Regions from separate parts of the Homo sapiens genome. Here regions 2 and 3 are each linked to region 1. A link is a loop called in an ENCODE intact Hi-C map of the cell type or tissue named here. Cell type or tissue: heart right ventricle. All regions are shown on one strand.

Region 1 (2,500 bases):
CTCACTTGATTAAAAAGTAGTTAGGACATAAACATCTTTCTTTGCCATCTTTTCAGATCTACCCTTTTTGGTTATTTCCATTTGTTTTTTATTTTATTTTGTAGGGATGGAGTATTGCTCTCCAGCTCTCCAGCTCAGGCTGGAGTGCAGTGGCACCACTGCAGTTACTGTAACCTCGAGCTCACTGTAACCTCGAACTCCTGGGCTCAGGCGATCCTCAATCCTCCTACCTCATCCTCCCTGGTAGCTGGGACCACTGGTGTGTGCTGCACGCCTGGCTAATTTTTAAAAAAAAATTTGTAGAGATGGAGTCTTGCTGTGCTACCCAAGCTGGAGTTCTTTCCATTTCTCTCAGAAGGTCAAATGGAAGAAATTTCAATATTCTTATTAAAATTCATTGCTTTATAAAATAAAGAACTGAAACTCTTAAGGTATTGTAAATACTTAAGATAAAAGAACACCCTTTTGGGTATGCTATTAAAATAACCACAGGCATGACATTGAAAACCACAATTTGTATTCTGATAGCTCTTCATATTCCAAATCAAAGTTTTCATATGTGTGGAGAGTTTGCTTGTAAGTGGTCAGGACAAAAGTAGGTCCTTGAAAACCATCGGCAGAGGTTATTGTCCACAGTTTATATTCATTCTGCTGGGTGTTGGATATTTGCGCATTAATTATCTGTTGACTAAGCTCTCAGAAAGTTATACAGCAAAGAACAATGGAATAAAATTAAGTATTTAAGGAAAAAGTTTTTGAAAATATATTTTGTAGTGGAATTAGACTGGAAAACAAAGGCATGTGTTGTCTTTGTCTCAAAGAATACCTGTGATATGGATTTGATTTCTTTTTAATTCAGTTTCTGGCTAGTATTGTCTTCATATAATTAAGCCTGAAAATAAGAGAATTTAAGTAAGTTGATCCCTTAGATCTTTTTCTTTCCTCACCCCCTTTGTGGCTTTGGTTTAGAAAGACAGAAATAATTAAAATAGAAGATTAAAGACCAGTTAGAATCCAGTTAAGCACTTTACCCATTAAAACCCAGAGTGCCCCTGGCTATAGCTGACTCACTGGGGCACTGCAAGATTGTTTTCAATTTTCAAGCGAAACAATGCCATCTGTTGGGCTTCTTGCAAACTGCTACTGTCAGGATGTATAGCCCTAACTAAATACTCAATAAACAGAATGGTTAGGTTGGTTGTTTGGTTTTGGTTTTCGCTTATGGATGTAGCAGCAGAATTACTAAGACACTAAGGACACTTAGAGCCTTACAGTAAAGGCTTTGTTTGAACATTGAGCAGTAATAGTACTCCCGTTCCAACACAGAGAAACTGACCCTTAGTAAACTGTTATTGGAGGGCAGAATAGCATTAACTCTTTGTTTGCAATGCAGAGATACAGACTTTATTTATTTGTTTTTATTTATTTTTATTTTTTTTGAGATGGACTTTCGCTGTTGTTGCCCAGGCTGGAGTGCAGTGGCGTGAATTGTGGCTCATTGCAACCTCCACTCCCATGTTCAAGCGATTCTCCAGCCTCAGCCTCCCGAGTAGCCGGGATTACAGGCATGCACCACCACGCCCGGCTAATTTTATGTTTTTAGTAGAGATGGGTTTTCTCCATGTTGGTCAGGCTGATCTCAAACTCCCGATCTCAGGTGATCCGACCTCAGGTGATCCGCCCACCTCGGCCTCCCAAAGTGCTGGGATTACAGGCGTGAGCCACTGCACCCGGCTCAGACTTTAATTTTTTAAAGGGACATGTAATTTAGGCAGTGTTTTCAAATTAAGGGTTGACTCCGAAATCACAGTGGAATGGCCTCCAGGATTTCCTAGACTAGACGTACAAGGTAGTAGTAGGACTGGGACTAGAGTATGACAAGTAAGGTTCTCATCTTAGATGCAAAATTTAAAGGAGTACAGAGAGGTTCAGTAATCATAATAAATGCATTTTAATGCATCATTTTAAAAGATCAATATTAATGCAGAACAATCCATAATGAACAGAATATCTATTTTAAATAAAGACTGAATCCGATCCTGCACTTGCTTGACTCACCTCACTGTCCTCATCCTAACCCTGGCCCTGGGTATTACACATTAAACTTTTTGTTGTTGTTGTTGTTTTTGAGACGGAGTCTCTATTGCCCAGGCTGGAGTGCAGTGGTGCGATCTTGGCTCACTGCAACCTCTGCTGCCCGGGGTTCAAGCAATTCTCCTGCCTCAGCCTCCCAAGTAGCTGGGATTACAGGCGCCTGCCAGCGTGCCCGGCTAATTGTTGTGTTTTTAGTAGAGATGGGGTTTCACCATGTTGGCCAGGCTGGTCTTGAACTCGTGACCTCGTGATCCACCCACTTCAGCCTACCAAAATGCCGGGATTACAAGCATAAGCCACTGTGCCTGGCCTAAACTTTTATAATCCTAATTTTTTTTTTTTTTTTTTTGAGACAGAGTCTCACTCTGTCCCCCAGGCTGGAGTGCAGTGTTGTGATCTTGACCCC
Region 2 (2,500 bases), 150 kb before region 1:
TGGCTCATGCCTGTAATCTCAGCACTTTGGGAGGCTGAGGTGGGTGGATCATGAGGTCAGGAGTTGGAGACCAGCCTGACCAACGTGGTGAAACCCCATCTCTACTAAAAATACAAAAATTAGCCAGGCATGGTGGCACGTGCCTGTAATCCCAGCTACCCAGGAGGCTGAGGCAGGAGAATCACTTAAACCCAGGAGGCGGAGGTTGCAGTGAGCCAAGATCGCGCCACTGCACTCCAGTCTGGGCAACACAGTGAGATTCTGTCTCAAAGATAAACAAACAAACAAACAAACAAGCATGAGCAAAATGAACTGAAACTTCCCAAGGAACTCTAGGAAAAGCTGGTCTAACACATGAGCCTTACAAATTAGTTTTTTTTCAATCACCTTTCAGTCTACCAAAATTTTTACCAGTCTTAAAATGCTCCCAGTTCTTTTCTGTTTTTTGGGTTTTGTTTTTTGTTTTTTGTTTTTGTCTGTCTGTTTGTTTGTTTGTTTTGAGACAAGGTTTAACTTTGTCACTCAGGCTGGAGTGCTGTGGCACGATCTCAGCCCACTGCAGCCTCAACCTCCTGGACTCAAGCGATCCTCCCACCTCAGCCCCCCAAGTAGCTGGGACTACAGGCATGCACCATCATGCCCGGCTAATTTTTTTGTATTTTTAGTAGAGACAGGGTTTTGCCATGTTGCCCAAGCTGGTCTTGAACTCCTGACCTCAAGTGATCCGCCCACCTCGGCCTCCCAAAGTGCTGGGATTACAGGTGTGAGCCACTGCAGCCGGCCTAAAATGCTCCCAGTTCTTCTCAAAACTCTGCCTCTGATGATGTGAGCTGTAAGGCAGACTAAACTAGGACACGGACACATTTTCAATTTTTCATAAAATATTTGCTTTCCTAGAATCCAGTATCTTTTTAGGCCTCTTTTTTTATCCTTCTGGTGCTAGGCCTAATTTACAAAATGGCTCCCTCATCTCATCCTAATTTGGCTGGCTGCTCTTTGCTAAAGAACTGAGTTTAGGATTTACAACATGAAAACTACAGAGACCCAGGCAGGTCTGAAGAGACAACTTGCTTGTCTTCCTGTGGGGCCCGGCGGCGGCCACCTGCACAGGTGCTGGAAGACTTGCTGCCCTCTAGTGGCTGCATCCTGGGCGCGCAGGAGTACCTCCACTTCGCAAATGAAAAAAATCCTCGTTTTCAGGTTCACCGGCTAAACGTGCTCTGAAAGCATTGTCTTCCCCTCCGAAGACCCATGGAATTTTAGAGCTAAAAGGGAACTTAGTCCATCCCCTACTTTTCTGGTTTCTCGTTTTGTTTTGTTTTGTTTTGTTTTGTTTTGTTTTGTTTTGTTTTGAAGGAGCCTGAGGATCAGAGAGATTGGGTCCTTCAGCTAAGAACCTGCAACAGTTAGAGAAGTAGACAGGAATAGAATCTCCCCGCTACCCCACACCCTTATTAAAAGACAGGGAAGGGAGAGGAAGTCACCATTTGAAATTTAGAAGTACACAAGATGCAAAAGGGTTGTGTACTCGAGTGAGCCAAGTGATCCCAGGGGATCCCGGAGGGTCTGGCTAAAGGCTGAGCTCTCCCCGTCAGCCACTCCCCTGGCCCGCCCCCTCCCCAAACCGCTTCTGCTTCCCCAGGAAGCTACTTTGTAAGTGCACGCAGGCCTCGGATAGGGACCATCTCTCTGCCGCTTTTTGAACTTTCCTTAGGTCAAGGACACTGCACTCCAGTGTAGATCTAGATTTTTGTCCAAATTTCAACCTAAAGTAATTCACTCCCCCACCCCCGCCATTGGGCCTCGGTTTACTCATCTGTCAAATGAGGGAGTTGGATCGGATGCTTTCTAAGGTTTCTTTTAGCAGTGGTAGTTTATGATTGTCTGCCTCTTGGCATACAAGTGTCAATGAAAAGAGACAAACTATAGAATATTTGAAGAGATTTATTCTGAGTCAAATATGAGGGACCAATGGCCTGTGACATAGCACTCAGGAGATCCTGAGAACATGTGCCCAAAGTGGTCAGGCCACAACTTGGTTTTACACATTTTAGGGAGACATAAGGCATCAATCAGTACATGTAAGCACCCAGCTGATTCCAAGTCTTTAGACAGTAACTTAACTCTTTCAACCAATTGCCAGTCAGAAAAGCTTTGAATCTACCTATGACCTGGAAGCTCCCCCAACCCCCTTCCAGTTGTCCCACCTTTCTTTACTAAACCGATGTACATCCTTACATGTACTGATTGATGCCTTATGTCTCCCTAAAATGTGTAAAACCAAGTTGTGGCCTGACCACCTTGGGCACATGTTCTCAGGATCTCCTGAGTGCTATGTCAGGAATCAATAGAATTAGAATCAATAGAAAGGAATATCTGAGTCAAGATAAGGGATTGTGAGACCAACCTTCTATCATACAGATGAAGCCTCCAGGTAGCAGGCTTCAGAAACAATAGATTGTAAATGTTTCTTATCAGACTTAAAGAGTCTGTTCCATCA
Region 3 (2,500 bases), 290 kb before region 1:
AAAAAAAAAACACAAAAAACCTACCTGTGAGCAGGTAATTTATAAAGAAAAATTGGCTCATGGTTCCATAGGCTGTACAGGAAGCATGGCAGCATCTGCTTCTGAATCATGGCAGAAGCAAAGATGGAATGAGTATCTTACATGGCAGGACCAGGACCAATAGAGAGTAGGAAGGTGCTACACACTTTTAAACAACCAGATCTCATGAGAACTCACTATCATGAGAACAGCACCAAGGGGATGGTGCTAAACCATTCATGAGAAACCACTCCCTAATCCAATCACCTCCCACCGGGCCCCACCTCCAACATTGGGAATTACAATTTGACCTGAGATTTGGGTGGGGACACAGATCCAAAACATATTAACTATTGAATACATGTAATCAAGAATACACTGTACATCTTACATTTTACTTTTGAAACTGTACTGTAATTATCTATGTATCTATGTATCTGTCTTCACTCACTAGACCATGAGTTCCTTGAGGAGTGTGTCTTATTCCCAAAACTTTGCATCTTGAGTACATAATACGCCCTAATATTTGTTGAATGAGTGAATAAGTGAATGAATAAATGAATGAATAATCAATTTGCAAGGTTTCTCTTCAGATACTTTAAAGAAGTAAACATTGAATGGGTATGGTGGCTCATGCCTGTAATCCAAGTACTTTGGGAGGCCAAGGTGGGCAGATCACTTGAGATCACAAGTCTGAGACAAGCCTGGCCAACATGGTGAAACCCCATCTCTACTAAAAATACAAAAATTAGCTGGGCATGGTGGCACATGCCTGTAATCCTACCTGCTTGGGAGGCTGAGGCATGAGAATCACTTGAATGCAGGAGGCAGAGGTTGCAGTGGGCTGAGATATCACCACTGTACTCCAGCCTATGGACTCCATCTCAAAAAAAAAAAGAAAGAAGTAAACGTCTAAGGTACTCATTGAAGCAGCACTGCCCAGGGCTAAGGCCCTGGTCTTTGTAACATCTAAAGAACTTTCTATTACAGGAATCTGTGTGTTTGTTACTATTTTCCCACTCCCAGCCCAGCCTTGTTTCCTCTTCTCTCCCTCCTGCTGACATTCCACTCAGGCCTTGAGCAGGCATTCTCCAAACAGCATGTCAACTCTGCAGACATGCCCAGGAGAGGGCAGCAGAGACCAGTCCAGCTAGACTGAGAGTGGCCTGCTTTCCAGACATTGCCCTTCCTTCCCACCCCGTGGACACAGCAAGGCAACCACACACTGAGGCAATCCTTACTGCAAGCCTAGGGAGAGCTACTGCTCCAATTTTGAAGATCAGGAACCTGACACAGAGGGGTTGCTGAAGGTCACTAGGTGGCAAAGCATGCCTGCCTGTAGCCAGCTTATTAGCTCGTGTATTTGCTCTCTGGATATCAGATCCAATCTGAGCAGCAATTCCAAGACACTCCTAACTTTACCTTAAAAGTAAAATATATCAGAAGAGATGAAAGCGTCCAATTACTGGATGCTCAAGCATCTCCCATTACAAGAAACCACCCTTGACCCTGCTTCCCCCTCCAACGACTGCCCTTTCTCCATTTCCTCTCCCATCCATGCTCCTAGAAAGCTGTCTTCAAGGGCAGTGTATATCTACTTCCATGTCTTCATCTCCCAATTGCCACCAAGTTGACCGCAATCTGACTTCTGCCTACCCCACTGAAGCTATTCATGTTCACATCACCATGACCCAACTGCAAACTCAGTGGAAAACTTTTGGCCAAAATTCATCTCCCCATTTCCCCTGCCCCTACCTGCTTCCCCTCTGTATTAGTGAATGATTCCAGCATTCCTCTTCTTTCCCATGCAAGAAACCTGGAAGTCATTCTAGAATCTACAACTTCTGTAATAACTCCACCCCATTCAAATTACAGGTCCTGCCAATTCCCCTTCCTAAATATGTCTAGAATTCACCTCCTGTTTTCATGCCACTGCATATATCAAGGCCTCATCCTGCAGTTCAGTCTTCCAACATCCCATCGATTTATCATTCAGCAAATGCGTATTGAGCAGCTGCACGAGGTCAGGAGATCGAGACCAGCCTGACCAACTTGGTAAAAATACAAAAATTAGCTGGGTGTGGTGGCACACACCTGTAATCTCAGCTACTCAGGAGGCTGAGGCAGGAGAATTGCTTGAATCCGGGAGGCGGAGGTTACACTGAGAGTGCAGGAGAGGGCGTACTCTGATTTCAGTTTCTTAAAAGATCATTCTAAAAGATCGCTCTGTCAGCCAGGCTGGAGTGCAGTGGCTCAATCTCAGCTCACTGCAACCTCTGCCTTCTGAGTTCAAGCAATTCTCCTGCCTCAGCATCCCAAGTAGCTGGGATTACAAGTGTGTGCCACCATGCCCGGCTAATTTTTTTTGTATTTTTAGTAGAGATGAGGTTTCACCATGTTGGCCAGGCTGGTCTCAAACTCCTGACCTCAAGTAGTCCACTGCCTTGGCTTCCCAAAGTGTTGGGATTACAGGTTTGAGCCA

Evidence for each region. A loop is a pair of places that touch in the nucleus more often than their neighbours do. Peaks named below come from ENCODE experiments on the same cell type or tissue, not always from the same donor. Only the 100,000 strongest peaks of a DNase experiment are listed, where the experiment ranks them.
Region 2: it touches region 1 in a loop (7-fold over the local background); 26 of 110 quality-filtered maps call a loop at or near these places.
Region 3: a loop joins it to region 1, with 6 times the contacts of the local background. A loop is called at or near these places in 74 of 110 quality-filtered maps.

The regions. Positions count from the first base shown.
Region 1 is chr1:151,442,654-151,445,153 of GRCh38, reverse strand. All of the region lies in intron 1 of POGZ (pogo transposable element derived with ZNF domain), which reads left to right. Among named protein-coding and RNA genes, the nearest start is that of POGZ, 16 kb to the left of the region's middle. RefSeq lists a silencer at 1,067-1,176 and an enhancer at 927-1,221. In heart right ventricle, a CTCF peak has its summit at 1,127 (motif pointing left); a DNase peak (open chromatin) is centred at 1,120; H3K27ac peaks cover 353 bases.
Region 2 is chr1:151,592,968-151,595,467 of GRCh38, reverse strand. No RefSeq gene overlaps it. Among named protein-coding and RNA genes, the nearest start is that of SNX27, 18 kb to the left of the region's middle. RefSeq lists enhancers at 205-705, 706-1,206. In heart right ventricle, CTCF peaks have their summits at 914 and 1,131 (motif pointing left); a DNase peak (open chromatin) is centred at 1,117; H3K4me3 peaks cover 688 bases.
Region 3 is chr1:151,733,883-151,736,382 of GRCh38, reverse strand. No RefSeq gene overlaps it. Among named protein-coding and RNA genes, the nearest start is that of RIIAD1, 14 kb to the right of the region's middle. In heart right ventricle, CTCF peaks have their summits at 932 and 1,144 (motif pointing right); a DNase peak (open chromatin) is centred at 1,152.